2 separate regions of the Homo sapiens genome follow, and region 2 is linked to region 1. A link is a loop called in an ENCODE intact Hi-C map of the cell type or tissue named here. Cell type or tissue: PC-3. All regions are shown on one strand. Region 1 holds the start of LOC107986127 (a long non-coding RNA gene). Region 2 overlaps MGLL (monoglyceride lipase).

What was found. Peaks named below come from ENCODE experiments on the same cell type or tissue, not always from the same donor. Only the 100,000 strongest peaks of a DNase experiment are listed, where the experiment ranks them.
Region 2: a loop joins it to region 1, with 6 times the contacts of the local background. A loop is called at or near these places in 10 of 110 quality-filtered maps.

What each region holds. Positions count from the first base shown.
Region 1 is chr3:127,743,774-127,751,773 of GRCh38, forward strand. The region is part of intron 3 of MGLL (monoglyceride lipase); the gene reads right to left. It overlaps LOC107986127 (a long non-coding RNA gene), which reads right to left and starts at 6,864. Exons shown (of 2, transcript XR_001740893.2): 1 at 2,887-6,864; 2 at 443-1,544. RefSeq lists enhancers at 2,880-3,391, 3,249-3,358, 7,465-7,654. In PC-3, CTCF peaks have their summits at 2,860, 4,454 and 6,139; DNase peaks (open chromatin) are centred at 3,078, 4,308, 4,478, 7,088 and 1 weaker place; H3K4me3 peaks cover 687 bases; H3K27ac peaks cover 5,763 bases.
Region 2 is chr3:127,796,053-127,804,052 of GRCh38, forward strand. The region is part of intron 2 of MGLL (monoglyceride lipase); the gene reads right to left. Among named protein-coding and RNA genes, the nearest start is that of MGLL, 22 kb to the right of the region's middle. In PC-3, no CTCF peak of the experiment used is centred here; DNase peaks (open chromatin) are centred at 3,589, 3,989 and 7,729; H3K4me3 peaks cover 378 bases; H3K27ac peaks cover 4,669 bases.

The sequences.
Region 1 (8,000 bases):
TGTACAGATGGCAAAAAGTCCAAGATCACAGCTTGTTGGCCTGGAAAACAGTTTGTTTCCCTCAACAAAAGCCATTTCCTTCTCTTCTGTTTGCTGATGGTCCCAGTTTCAATCCACGGCCACTCAGCACAACATGTTTTCGTCCCCCCGACTACCACTGCACTGAGTTACCTTAGAGCGAGGAAGGATGTCTCCCTTTGTGGCTCTCTGCATCATCCAAGCACAAGCTCGGCTTTACAAGAGAGATAAAGGCAGAAATTAATTTCTTTACTAATTGACAACAGCTTGAAAAAGGTATAAAGATGCCAGAATTCAGCATATGGGCTCTGGAAACACATTTCGACTCAGAATTTTTTTTTAAGCTGTTACTACATGCTTTATAATGTAACCAACTAAAAGGCTGCTAACGGTGCAGCATTTTTGAAGTAATGCATTCTCAGGATTTCATATTTAGAAGGTTTATTTGAAAACATCCTACTCTCCACTGTATAAATAAGAGGAAACAGAATGACAAAAAGTGTCATAACTACGGTTCTTGGCATCTAGCAAGATGATCTTCCTTTTGTATCACGCTGCGGGATGACGATCTGGGTTTCAGAAAGCGGTAAGTGGCTGGTTCCGTGGGGTTAGCGATCACATTGCCACGTGTCATGCCCACAGTGGCCATTCTCCTGTTGATTTTCTCTCTCATGAAATGTTAGGGCTCTGTGCAGCTCTGGGTTGGCCAGAATCATCCAGAAATGCCAGACCTTTCTCTCAGAGCTCTATGATGAAAGTTGCATATACAGAAAGTGCCTCTGGCTTATAAATAAGTGACAGCTGCAGAGTGGGGAGAGGCTTTTGCCACTAGAAACTTCCAGGATGCATGAGATCAAGGAATTAAGTCTGTAACAAAATAACAGGATGCTCTGTGAAGTCCAAAGAATTGCTTGAGGCAAACTGCAGAGCTCCATGAGATCAGCAACCCCAAGAGCTTTTACACCGCCGGACACGGTTTAATAGGAAAAAAATCTCCTATACTGTATATTCAGAACCAAATGAAGAGAAATGTCAAAGGAGTCGGAAACAATATGTCAAATTAGGTAAATTCCTGACCTGACCCAGATTTTGCAGAACATTTGATCCTAAACTGTGCTGTCCACGTCCTTAAGATCACCTTTATCTGAGTTAGAAAACAGATGACAGAGACCATGTTTTGGCTAATATATATGCTTCTGTCATACACCTGCTGACCGGCAGAGTCCCTGGAAGGCAGCAGAAAGCAGGCAGGCAATGGCATCAGATCCGGGTACAGACCACAGCTGCTACGTCTTAGCTGTGTGACCTTGCAAACGTCTCCACCGCTATGATCCTTGGTTTCCTCATCAGTGAAAGCCGCCATCGGGGCCAGGGTATTTACTGAGTGGATTGCTGAAAGGGTTAAATGAGGAGGCAAGTGAAAGCACCTGTCACACAGTAGGCATCCAAAAAATGCTAGTCTTCCTTTCTCCACCTTTCATGCTTAGTTCTTGCAGGGATCGACTTGAGTGTCCATAAACAGATGGCTGGATAAAGAAAATGTGGTGCATTTATACACGGAATGCTGCTAGGTCCTCAAAACGAATGAAATCCTGTCATTTGCAACAACATGGATGGACCTGGAGGCCATTATCTTAAGTGAAATGACTTAGGCACAGAAAGTCAAACGCCGAATGTCCTCACCTGTAGGTGGGAGTGAAATAATGTGCACACATGGACATAGAAGGTGGAATGACAGACACTGGAGGCGTGGAAGGATGGGGGATGGGGGATTGAGAGATGACTTATGGGTACAATGTACATTGCTTGGGGGATGGTACACTAAAATCCCAGACTTCACCACCACGCAATATATCCATGTAACAAAGCTGCACTTGTACCCATACATTTATATGAATAATAATAATAAAAAAGAAAGCCTGCTTCAGGATGCCGGGGTTCCTGGTGCAGTGTCCATCCATCCTCTGGGATGCAGCTGCCTTGCTCAGGCCACACAGGCTTTCCCAAAGCTGTGCCCTGAAAGAGTCCCAGCCCCCATACTGGTGTCACAGCTGCCATCCCTGCAAGTGGGGACAGAAGGCACAGGGGCGGGGCATGGAAGGGGAAGGCTGCACAACGGACTGACCCTTCACAAGACTGGCGCTGGAACTTTACATTTTTGTGCACCATGTTAACAAAAGTTATTTTGACTTTACTGAAGTAAAGGCAAAGAACAGAGTTTGAATAGAATGAGTGACAGCAGCTTGGGAGATGGGGGCCCAGACAGAAACAAGGAAGGTGGAGATGGAAGAGATGGAAGATTGAGAAGCCAACAGCACCGGCCAGGGAGACTGGGGAAGAGGAGCCTGTGAGAACGCCTGGGATGGTGAGGATGGAGCTGAGGCCAGCGGGAATGAGCACGTCCTCCTGACTCTCCTTCAGGGAGAAAACAAGCCCCAAACATGCGGCCATGGCTCCTGAGTTTTCTAACATGGCAGCTCTGCACAGCGTCCTTCCTACATTTCTGGCTGCCTTCAAGCTGTTCGTGGCTCCTGGGCAGGTGGCAGTCCCCCCTGCACTGCTCACAGCACTCTCTTGTCCTGGGCTCACAGATCCACCCTGCCTCAACTGCCCCCAGGCGGTCCCCATTCACCCTGCCACGATCTTCCCTTCTCCACCCTGCCCTCCCTTTTCTCTCTGGTTCTGGGGGCCTCATCCACACAGAACACTTAAGACACCCTGGTGTGATCCCTGGGCTGGTTTCTGTTTCATTTGGCTCCAGGTCCCACCCCTATGTTTCCCACCTGTCTGGAACCAGTTATGTTCCCCTCCCAACCTGGACCTCTAGCTGCACCCCCTGTCTTTGTGGGGGTAGAACTGCAGGTTCACATTCCACTCTTCCGTCTCCCTCTGCGTCCACTCCCTCCAGAGGCATGCACGCCATCCTTCTTGTCCTCTGCCACTCCCGTAGGGAGCCTCCCTCTCGTCTACTGGGGCTGGTTCCCTGGCCTTCCAGCCCTTCTCCCCACCCCCAGCCCCCAATCTCCCTCCAGCCCAGTGCATTCCACAAGATCCACCCAGTCCATGGGCCTGGGGAGGAGATAACCCTGCCCCTCCCTCCTCCTTCCTGAATTTTCCTCAGGGGACGGGGTCTAGGAAGCTGGTCCCTGGGGTGGCTCCCAGACTCCTGAACCTGCGCAAACAAGTGACTCAGCCCTGTTCTCGATTGCTGATGGAGCCACCTGAGGTCACAAGTGGGTCATTCTGTGTCTGCCTTTGTGTGTCCCTGTCTCTGTTCCCTTCTCTTGTACTGTGTCTCTGTCCCTCCACTTAAGTGGACATAAGGAGCTCCTCAGCCCCCTCTTCAGTACCTGCTCTTTGATGGGCTGTTGGGAACATCTGGAGATTTGGTCTGGGACTCAGGGGAAGTGACCCAAGGCCACCATCCCAGGCCTCCAGGCAGCAACCACTCACCCATCCTTGCACTCCTGCACATCCTGGGCCTTGCACACACACCTGCTCCATCTGAAACACCCCTCCACCCTGTGGAACATCTGCGTGTCTTGTCTCTCCCCTAGAAAAACCCCCAGCCTTCTCCTGTGTGTCTAGAGGTCCAACTCCAGTGTTATCACAGGATGGCATAATCAGGGTCTACTACAGACCCCTGCTGGACTGTGTGCTCCTTAGGGGCAGGGTGCCTTGTGGTGTCTTTGTATCTCCAGCACCTAGAAAGTACCAGGCCCACCACAGATTCTCAAGAATAAGAGAACTCATCAGGACAAGAGCTTGTGGTTTCTTAAGTCACAGAACAAGAGGTTCCCTCCAGGGCAGCTAAGAGGCCACGGAGACTTGTAAGCACAGGGTCTCTGGTCCAGCCCAACGCAAATGGGCACAGGTATGATCATTTCCATCAAGTGGCTGTCTACAGACTTGGGAAAGAAAACCTCAGGCTCCCTTGAGACAGGAGCTTCCACGGTAACACCTATTTGAGCTCCTCAGCTGCTGTCTCCAAGGTGACGCCCAGAAACCGTGATTGGAGCGGGCTTCTCCTTCCACACCTGTGGTCCCTGGGGTGGCTCCCAGACTCCTGAGCCTGCACAAACAAGTGACTCAGCCACATCCTAGGGAAGGGGGGTCCTCCCACTGGAACAGGATTTGGCCACAACCTGGCACTCGGGGACCTGGTGTTGAAAATGAGTCAAATGGGGACAGATGCTCTCTCTTCCCAAGTCCACGTGAGATTTCACGCGGGGAGGAGCCACAGCGTCTGGTATTAAGTAAAGGAAAACTCATTAGCAAGAGACTCGGAGCATTCTAGGACAAGTGTTGAAAGTAATCCAAAACAAATATAAAACAACTTGCAACGCCCCTCACTGGATCTGACTAACACGGGCAGGGCTGGTTTAATATTTTTCCATAAAAGCATGCCTACCCAGACTAGGGTGGCCTCCTCTCCACACCACAAAGAGGCGCCTGACACTCAGAGGACCATTCGAATTAAATCCGAGTCATTCTCAACTGAGGGTTACGCATCGCAGTCTGTTGACATTGTTCCATCCTTGATCATTCCCCAGAGAGAGAGAGACCACACAACAGAGGTGGGAGAGGGAGGAGGGAGGGAGGGAGAGAGAGAGAGAAAGAGAGAGAGAGAGAGAGAGGGAGAGAGAGAGAGAGAGAGATATTCCTATCTTGGTGTTATGGGCTGAGCTGTTTCCCCAGATTCACAGGCTGAAGCCCTAACCTCTAGTACCTCCGAATGGATACAAGGTCTTTGCCAAGGTAATGAAGTTAATATGGGTGGGCCCTAATCCACTATAACCCAAATGTACACACTAGATGGGGAGGACCATGTGAGGACACAGGGAGAAGACGGCCACTTACAAGCCAAGGAGAGAGGCCTCAGAAGGAACCAGCCCTAGCAACACATTGATCTTGCATTTTCAGCCTCCAGAACTGTGAGAAAATAAATCCCTGCTGTTGAAGCTCCCCAGTCTGTAGAATTTTGTTATGCTGGCCCTAGCGGACTCATACACATAGCATCTTTTCATTTACGCTCCAACAGCCCCGAGTGGTGTGCAGCTCCCTCCACAACTCTCACTGCCACGTGACTCTGTTCTTTTGCAAATGTAATTCTCTTTGCTTGGAATGATGCCCACCTCTGCCCACCTCACAAACTTCTATTCAACCTTCAAAACCCTTGTAGATAGCACCTCCTCTGTGCAGCCTCACCTTGCCCTCTGCCCCCTTCCCCAGGGAGTGCTCCCTCTTCTCTGTGTCTACAACCCTGATCACTCTCTTACTAAGCATGCTGAAGCCTGGGTTTGGCAATGTGTCGAGATGCCTGTGATCTGGGCAAAGTCGGAGCCTCTCGACACTGGAATGAGGACTCCTCTCTAGGGCTGGCACAGGGCCTGGCGTGCCGCAGACTCTCCATGTATTCATTCAAATTCTCAACTCTTCTATTTATTTATTAGTGACTGTCTTGACTTTTGGATCAGAAAACTTCATCCTGGAACCTCCCCATTACTCTGAAATAAAGAACATTTTCATCAGAACTTGGGAAGTGCAGCATCTAGCCAAGATCTCCAAACAAACACCATTTTCTGATTGAAAGAAATAAAGCAAATGCTTCCCAGAGCTTTCTGCTGTAAGGAATTAGAATTTACAAATTCAGATACCATTCATTATAAAAGGAAAAGTGCACAGTGCCCTCTTCTATTCCTTTACTTCTAGCTCTCCCGCATTCCACATTCCATCCTTTATTCATCCTTACTCACTGAGCACTTGCTGTGTGCTGGGGGGATGGTTTGGCATTCAGCAGTGGACATTGCACCCCTCGCCAGTGCCTCTCATCCTGTGGCCCAGAGCAGATTCTAGAAAGAGGGCCTTATACACACCCCTCATGACAAGATCAGTACAGATCTTTGTCATGGTGGGGGTCAGACAATAAACACAGAAAATCTAAAGCGAGTCTGACCACTGGCAGTCTGGAGGGAGCGGGTATGTGGTGCGTGTGTATGTGTGTTATGCGAGGGGGTTTACTGTTTTAGAGGAGGCCTAGCTGAGAAGGTGATATTTTAGTAATGACCAGAAGGAGGTGACAGAGCAAGCCATTCAGACATCTGGGGACACATGTTCCTAGCAAAGGGGACAGCAAGTTTGAAGATTCCAATGGGCCCAGTAGGTGGGAACAGAGGGGAGGCCAGTGAGTTGGAGCCAGGGACAGGGAGAGATGGGGCCAGGTCACGGGGGCCTTGTAGGCTTCTTGGGGACTTTGACTTTTACCCCGAGGGAGGTGGGAGACACAGGTGGTGGGAGCTGAGGAGGGCCATGGTCTCATCTGGGCTGAAGGGATCCCTCTGCCCGTGTGTGGGGACTAGACTGCGGGGGTGAGGGTAGAGGCTCCCTGCTGAGAAAGCTACTTCTGTGTCCCGTTCGTCTCCTGGTGTAATCAGGGCACCGTTTCTTCTGGGTTTGCTGTGGAGAAGGCATCTGAGTGACAAGGAGGGCATAAAAGGTGGTCTGGGACACTGGGCTAGGAACTGAGATCCAGTTTTGCTCCCGGCTCACTGGGGGCCTCGGGCAGGCCACGTGCCTCTTCATCTGCGCAGCCAAGGAGACGGTCTCCACATCTCCCGTCACGCTTCAAAGGCTGCACTCTCATTCTCTAACTTCAGAAGCAGCTTATCAAAAAACAGAGGGTAGTGCAAAAACGAGGGAGAGAGAACCATGGTGGAGGAAACCGAGAAAGCCCCAAACAGCAGGTGGAGGCCAGGGCCCCTGGGACTCACAGGGAACAGATGTCCATTCTGTTGGCAAACCACAGGTTTCAGTCATTTCCACTCCCGGGCAAACGCACACTGACACACACACACACACCACTGAAAGGATATGCCACAAAATGGGTACTGTTTTTCTCTGAGTAATTGAGTGAAGGCTAATTGTTTTGTCCTTTGGGTTTTCCAAGATTTCTACAATGAACTGGTATTTTGTCATGAGGGGAAAAAAATAAAGGCTTCCCTACCCCCAAACTGCAACTGTACATATGCACAGTACAGAAAGCATGAAGACAAAACCAGCTGGCTCTGAATCAGCCCACAGTCATATCTGCTCTTGAGAAACCACTGTAATTGGAGTTAGTGCCTTCATGCATTAAATGGACTTGCCAGGGGCAAGGCTGGCAGTTGAGGATGTGAAAATGAATGAGCTGAGTGTGTGGAGGGACCAGAGGTGAGGATCACTGATCTGGCATTGCCCTGCCATAGCAGTGGTGTTTCTGGGTGTCTGGATTACAGCCTCAAGACAATCACCACCACCACTGAGACATCCCTGGGATGGAGAAAAGCGAAGATCAGAAATAGCTCCCAGGAATGGTTTTCATTATCTTCTGCCATTGTTGCCTTCTCTGAAACACACTGCTCTCGGTCATTCGGTAGGCTGACTGCAAAAATGGCTTCAACTCCCCCTCCTCCTTCCATTTGCACCTGTCCATGCCGCTCTGCAAAGTGCCCTGCAGCTCCTCCCAGCAAGGCTGGAGTCTGTGCTTGTGACTCACTCGGACCAACACAATGCAGCAAAGGTGATGTGTGCCACGCCTGAGCCTGGGCTTGAAAGGTCTTGCGTCTTCTGCTTGGTCTCTTGAAACCCTGCTGCCACCAGGTGAACAAGCCCAAGCTAACCTACTGGGTGATCAGAGACACATCCTAGTCACCTCTCTTGCATCTGTCACCCCAGCCAACAGCCAGATGATTCCCAGACACAGCTGCCATGCGACCTGCAGCTGACCACACATGTGTGAGGGGCCCAGCTGAGATGAGAGAACAGCCCAGCTGAGCCCAGACGCATGCACTGGCTTGAAGCATCATGAGATAGATAAATGGCTGTTGTCTGAAGCCGGTAAGTTTTGGGGTGGTTTGTTACATAGCTGTAACTAATTGATTAACTGGTTACTGTCACAGATGTACCTGGGCAAAAAAAAACCCCAAAAAATAAAATAAAACTAA
Region 2 (8,000 bases), 52 kb after region 1:
GAGGGTGAATGGAGAGAACATTGGAGAAAGCCCCCTCCCCGCCCCACCACTCTCTGCACAGAGCCCAGAAGTTGGGAGGTATCTTGGAAATGGCTAATTACAAACACATGGCATTTGGGCCACTGTCCCTGCTCCTGAACTCAAAGCAGATATTACTAATCAATCCCAGTTCCCTTTTCTGAGGAACACAGAAGCCCTCTGACCCTTTTTCAGCACCACACTCTAGACAGCCACATATTATCTTCCTACATTGGGCCTCGGCTTTGAGAAGCCTAATTCTGAGAAGCTTCAATTCACAATTTCCCTACAGGACTATGTCACCACTACTTAGAGATTCAAGCCTTTAGTGCACAATGAATCTGCAGTTGGATCTTTCATATTTAGCTTGGACTGTCATTAAAAAAGCACTGTGGAGCCAATGCATTAGGGTTGCCAAAATCAGTCTGGCTTCAAAACCTCTTGGTTAAGTATCCAGTAGATGAGAAACCTCCCTGCTGCGTGATTAGTGGTAGGGCAGAATTTCATTTGAGACCAGTCCATCTTGACTCCTGGGTCAGCAGGACATAAGAACACTATCATACAACCCTCAAAACAGTGATGTACTGCAGCCAACGGTGCCCTATGGTGAGTGTCACGCAATGTTTAGAATCGTGCACTCTTCTGAGCACTGAACCTCAGCAAAGCTCTCCCAGCGTAAGGATAATTAAATTCTAAAGTAGGCCTACCCTGAAGTTATTCAACTAGAAAATTACAAGCCACAGCAAAGATGTATTTCCATATAAATGTGCGAAAGCAAATCCAGCATCCACCAGCCTGAAACAGACGGGGACGGAGAGCCTGGTGCATTTACCACCTAATTTATCATGCTGCTAACATCTCTCTTTGGGCACTTATCACATTCCCCCGGGGCGACTGCCTGCCTTACCCAGCCTGCTAAGCTGAGAGGTTCTGGAAGGCGGATGCCTTACCCACTCTGCAGAGCTCCGTGGGAGGCCTGCAATCCACTGGTGTGCTTGAGGACAGGGTGGCAGAGGAGAAGCCTGTGATGCTGTGCAGTCCCCAGGCACGAGAGGCCATGCTGTGCCACATACATGACTGTCACTGTTGGCTGTGTGACCGCATCAAAATCGTCTCTCCAGTTGTCTTTCACCATCCCTCTGCAGAGGGTGTATCCCAGGACTGCTTTCCACTCAGCTTCTGGGACATTCTGTGTGGCTGTCCCTGAGAACACCTGGGCAAAGCTGAGAATCCTCCTGGCTTTTTGCAGGCAAAAAAAAAATGTTCCTGAGGCGAATAAGAGAACCATGTCTCCTAAGTAATATTCCCCTCGACCTGTCAAGACTCAGTCTAGTCTTGCTCCGCATGCAGCCTATTTTCTGAGCTGGAAGGCTCCTGAAAATAGAAACTCAGGGTGAAAAGATGGAGGTTGAACACAATCCTTTTATTATGGCTGTCTATGATTCCTTATTTATATGCCTAAGACATATAATGCCTAAGACATCCGGAATGTCACTAGACTCCTCAAATATTCCAGATTAGAAAAACAAACAACATAAAAATCAACTTTTTTTTTGAGACTTGGTCTTCTTCTGTCACCCAGGCTGGAGTGCAGTGGTGTAATCATGGCTCACTGCAGCCTCAAACTCCCGGGCTCAAGCGGTCCTCCCACCTCAGCCTCCTGAGTAGCTGGGACTATAGGCGCGAGCCACCACTGCCCAGCTGATTTTTATTTTTTGTAGAGACAGGGTTTCACCATGTTGCCCAGATTGGTCTTGAACTCCTGAGTCAAGTGATTCTCCCACCTGGGCTTCCCAAAGTGCTGGGATTACAGGCATGTGGGCCCACCATACCTGGCCCACCGTACCTGGCCCAAAATTCTTTATATAGCATATATTTCTCCAGTGTATCTCTAACCTTCATCTCCAACTTTGCCCAGGTTGATGTCATCCAGAGCAGCAAGGGGTGTGTGACATTTCATTGTGAAACAGATATATGTATTAAAAAGTACAAACAACTGATCTGCACAGGTCAAATAATCATAACAGGTGGAAACCCGATGTACCTACTAACAGTCAAAGACACAGAGCACATGACCAGCACCTTGCAAGCACAGTGCATACCTTTCTCCCTGCAGGAGCAACCCACTGTCCAGAGTTTTGTGATAATCACTCTTTTGCTTTTCTTCGTATCTATGTATGCAGGAAAGCAGGAGCCTGTTCAGGTTCTCTATGCGTCAGACTCTAGCCCATGAAGTGAATTCTTTGGGTGCCATAAAACAGGCAGCACGTCTCTCTGAGCTCCCACCTTCAGCTTCAGCCTCTGCTTTGCTCTGAGTCACAGTCCTGGGGCTCCGAAGTACCCTGCTGGGACCCCAGGGCCCTGTTCTTGCCTCTGTGGCCCCTGCCTGTCCTCTTGTGGAGCTGCCACTGGACTCTGGGTTCCAGGACTTCCTCCTTGGACAGGCCCTTTGCTGAGTCTTCACTTCTCTTGGATTTGTTCTTTCCATTCCCTCTGCTGTCACTCCCAGACCTTATTACCCCAACAGCCTGAACAATCCCAACAGCCTCCTAACTCCACACCCTGCCCCCAGTTTCCCCCACTCAAATCTGTGCTCACACAAATGCCATATTCCTGTTGTGTCAACAGCCAAAATCACTGATGTCTCTGCACTTACATCATCTCCCCGCACCTTTGTGTGGCCTCTCCTCCACTCAGGATGCCCTTCCCATCCTCCTCACCTGCAGGAAGGTTCCTATCAGTAGGAGGCTGGGCTCCACAGCCTTTCCAGGTACCCCAGTCACTGGGGCCCTGGTCAGGGTGTCCACAATGAAGTGAGGTCACAGGTGGTGCAGCCAAGCTGGAGAGCACCCGAGGGAAGCTGAGGGCAGAGCAGGGGAGCAGTCTCAGGAGCATTGCCTTTCAAGCCTGCAGCTGGATTCCCACGATGAAGGGAGAACTTGGAGCCAAACACCAAAGGCCTAGATAGGGCCCTGCCCAGTGTCCCTGAGTCCATGGACTCATTGTTCTCTCGAGGACACATTCTTAGGACATCATAGAACATGTAATGCAAATTGCCAGGGACCAAGTGCTCCTAAGAAGCCAGGGAGGACACTCACGGCTGTGGAGCATCTACGTGCCCCAGAAACTCACCCATTATCTCAGCAGGTCCTCCTCCTGGCCCTTTGACATAAGTAGCCTGAGCATCAGTTTTCCAGATGAGGAAACTGAGGCTTCCAGGGGTGAGTGAAGCTATTCGTTAGGATCAGAAGAGCCGGGCCTCGAATGTGGACTCTCCCAACTTCGAATCTGCACTTTGCCCTTTCTACCACCCTCAAGACCAGCTCCAAATCCTGCCCTCACCACTCACCAGTCATGGGATTTCTGATGCTTCCAGAACTCCTCTGAAACTACCCTGCCTCCCTCAGAGTGGGTGAGAAGGTGAAAGAGATTACGCACACGAACAGCATTTTGCCAGCTGTATCCTACTACAAGTGGGCTACCTCAAGTCCTTTCTCAGCACAAGATGTGTGTAAATACACCAGGTTGAATGAGTGAATGAAATCCACCAGTCAACTCTCTTTCCTCTTTCCTGATTCCTGGCTGATGTCTCATCTCCCGGCTGTGCCTCAGGAAGAGACAGTGAATCAGGCATCTTGGCAGCCCCCAAGCAGCTCACTACAGTAGTACCGGCAAAGGAAGGGCTTCATATTTATGAAATGAATAGATGACCCCATGTCTGCATATGATCATGAATGCATTTAACACTGTCCTGTGGTAGCCCAGTCTTAATATTCACAAAAGAGAAGATGGTCTTTATGGTAGACTGCAAACTGATTGCCCCAAACTGCATTCTCTCTTCTGTAGTTACAGAGTTTTATAGAATTTTAACTGTTCATATGGCTGCCCAGATAGAGACCATATTTCCCAGACTTCCCTGCAGCTAGGTGTGGCCGTATGACTAAGTTATGCCAATAGAATATGAATAGAAGTGACGTATGCAATTTCTACAACACCTACTTGAAATAATCTGCTTGCCTTAGACTTGCTCTTTCTCCTCCCCATGGTCAGGAACACAGAGAAGGCAATGACCAGCTTTGGTGATTGAACCACACTCTAAGTGGTGGTGGGGCAACAAGATGGAAGGAACCTAGGTCCCTGAATGGCCATGTGGAGCCCAGTGACCCTACCAACTTGGACTGCTCACCTCTGGACTGCTAAGTGAGAGCAAAATAAACCTCTCTCTTATTTCAGCCACTAAATTTTGAGGTCTCTGTGCTCAGCCTGCACCTTAACAAATGCAGACTATCATTAATAAGACCCCTTACATGGGGAATAGCCAGTTGACTTGAGTTCAGATCTAGGCTCTGTGACTTCCTACTTCTGTGAGTTTGGGCAAGTTGCTGAACTACTGTTTCTTCATCTGTGAAATGAGGAGAACCATAGGACCTGTAGTGAGAATTAAACAACATAGAATATACACAATAAAGTTGGCTACTGTTATGGCTACTGTTATAATCATCTTATCAAAATGTTTTCCTGCCTGTGGAGCCCCAGCCAGGCTACCCGTGCATTAGTCAGCCTATACCAGAGGAAACAGCTTTTATGTTGGTCCCCTGTGTGGTTAGTTATGTGTCTTCCTGCCACAACTGATCTTATGTCCTCACATTCATTTTCATGCAAAAGCCCTAGCAAGCCAAGTGTGGTAGTAAGAACTACCCACTGGTTGGCCTGGGAACTTACTGGTAACAGTCAGAGCATGTGCTTCACCCCCTGAGGTGTCTAAGCATTGTAGCCAACAAGAAATCCCTTCAACTGCCTTTCCCTCCTCTAAACTCAGCTCAGAGTCCCGTAGAGCTCACCGGGTACCAGGCCAGCTTCAGAAGAAGCTGCTGATAAATTTAGAAGTCAGAGAGAGTACGTATAGTCAGAGAGAGAAGAGCAATGCTACTAATTAAAAAGGGGTAATGAGCCAGGTGCGGTGGCTCACGCCTGTAATCCCAGCACTTTGGGAGGCCAAGGCAGGTGGATTGCCTAAGGTCAGGAGTTCTAGACCAGCCTGACTAACATGGTGAAACCCCATCTCTAGTAAAAATACAAAAACTAGCCAGGCCTGATGGCAAGCGCCTGTAATCCCAGATACTCAGGAGGCTGAGGCAGGAGAATCGCTTGAACCCAGGAAGTGGAGGTTGCAGTGAGCCGAGATAGCGCCATTGCACTCCAGCCTGGGCAACAAGAGTGAAACTCCATCTCAAAAAAAAAAAAAAAAAAGGAGTGGGGGTAACGGCCAGGCGCGGCGGCTCACGCCTGTAATCTCAGCACTTTGTGAGGCTGAGGCTGGTGGATCACCTGAGATCAGGATTTCAAGACCAGCCTGACCAACATGGTGAAACCCCATCCCTACTAAAAATACAAAATTAGCCAGGCCTGGTGGTGCATGCCTGTAATCTCAGCTACTTGGGAGGCTGAGGCAGGAGAATCACTTGAACCCGGGAGGCGGAGGTTGCAGTGAGCCGAGATCGCACCATTGCACTCCAGCCTGGGCAACAAGAACAAAACTCCGTCTCAAAAATAAAATACAATAAAACAAAATTAAAAGGGGTGACATTTCCAAGAAAAGTTCAGATGCATGCAAGGTTCTGGAGTAGTCCCTAAAGTATTTATTTCCTTTAAAAAAGAAAGAAAAAATATATATGTATATGTTATGTATTTTAAAATATGTATTTATAATAATATAATAAATATATCATATATTTTATAATATAAAATATTTATATATATAATTTTTTTTCTAGAAAGGATGAAGCCCTATGAAAGTAGCTGGAAGGCTGCTGTGGCCACAGCTGTAACCCAACAGGAAGAACCCATGCTTGTCACCAGACAGAGGCCCACACAGCTCACAGCCCTCTATTTCTTATTTAACAGAGATTCCTTGAGAGCTCTGTCTGGCCAGGCACTGGGTTAGGCTCTGGGGACACATCTCAGACCAAGTCCCTACCCTTATGGAACTTCCAGTCTAGTGTGGACCCAGAATAATTAGCAGATGAGCATATGCCAGGCCGGGTTGGGCACCCTGAGCCAAGCATGTCAGGGTCAGGAGACAGGGGACATCCGCTCCATACCACACAGCACAGGCCTGCTTCCTATAGGACTGGAGATGCTAGAGTTGCGGAGTGTAAGAGATACTAGGTTCAAGAGTTTGGTCTTGAACTTCACTTACTTAGGTGCATACCTGTTTGCTGCTCATAAAATGCAAACAGGACCAAAGTGTGGAGGCCCACCGAGGCGGTCAGCAGCCTGACAGCCCTGGTGCCCAGGTGCAATAACAAGCAAAACCGACATCCTGCATTCCCTAATTAAGCCTGATTAGCCTCTCCCACACTTTCCCATCCTCCTGTAATCTCCTACAGGTGCAGAAAATATGTCAGTGCCAGTGGGGTGAGATGGATAATCACCCCCCTTGTACTAGGCTGGAAACTTAGATGGCTATTATTACTCCTCCAACACAAGATATCTACTGCCTCAAAATTATTTCATATGCTTTGGGGATGCAAGCTCCAGGAGTGATTTATTTTTAATCGAAAAGCAGTTCTGCATTATAGGAGGCCAAGAGATTAAGAACCTTTATTAACATGTGCGATCTCTTCAGATGCCTCTTCTAGGCCAGCCGGGGCCCTGGCCGGTTTTGAAAAGGTTCTTATGCCAAAGGGCTCCTCTGAGGCGACATTTAGATCAATATTTGGAACTGCCCTTCTGGGAAATCACTGATGGTCTGTGGAAGGCACATGGTGTGACTTTTAGAGCAGTCCATTAATGAAGAGCTCCACAGCTGTCCCAAGATTCTGGAAAAGGACCAGATGCTGGTATGACTGACCTCGCTTCTGTGCAAGAGCTTGGAGCACTGTCTTTCAAGCCTGAGTCTCTCTCTCTCTCTCTCTTTTTTTTTTTTAGACAGAGTCTTGCTCTGTCACCCAGGCTGGGGTGCAGTGGCACAATTTTGGCTCACTGCAACCTCCGCCTCCTGGGTTCAAGTGATTCTCCTGCCTCAGCCTCCTGAGTAGCTGGGATTACAGGTGCGTCCCCTCACACCCAGTTTATTTTTGTATTTTTAGTAGAGATGGGGTTTTGCCATGTTGGCCAGGCTGGTCTCGAACTCCTGGCCTCAAATGATCCACCTGCCTCAGCCTGCCAAAGTGCTGAGATTACAGGCGTGAGCCACCACACCTGGCACAAGCCTGAGTCTCTTTATTGCTGCACGGGGAGGGCCTTTGTTTGCTCTTGTTCTGGCAGTGGGCACCCACCTCCAGGCCGCCTGAAGGAACAAGCAGTGGGGTGGGGGTGAAGATATTCTGGCCCCACCTGCTTCTTCTAATTCTCCTTGGTGCCAACCAGCCTCACAGCAAACCATGGCCGATGCTGGTGCACTCACACCATATGGGATGCTTTTACTGTACAGGCATGTTCCATAGGAGGGGAACAGTACACTCATTTATGGGATGACTTTGAATGAAGATGTGCATATATGTCAGGGCAAAAAACAAAAAAGAAGAGAGCTAGACTCTAAATCACACAGAGGGTTGTTAAAAACCCTGCACATTTACTAGCTGGTGTGATGAGCCCTGAGTGTGCAGAGCATGAGTCTCTCAGCCTGTAGGACTCCCACAGCTGGTTGTGCCTGGGATGAGTTAGGGAAGTTTGATGTCACAGCATGAAATGCCATCACCGTGTACCAGGAAAACATTACTCATTCCCTCGTTCATCCCATTCCAATCCTCTGAGTACTTAAGAGAGAGACTCACTCAGGTGCTGACCCATTTTAAGCACCTCTCAGGCACTAGCTCACCACCACTTTCAGGACGGGGTGGCTCAGGGCTCTTGAGTGTACCCCAGTGCAGAGCTGCAATACACTGTCGCCTTGTTTTCTCCTTGTGGTCACCTATTTACAGCCCCTGACACTGGTTTCTACTTCTTGTGTTACAATAAAATTTCCTCTTAAAATAGAT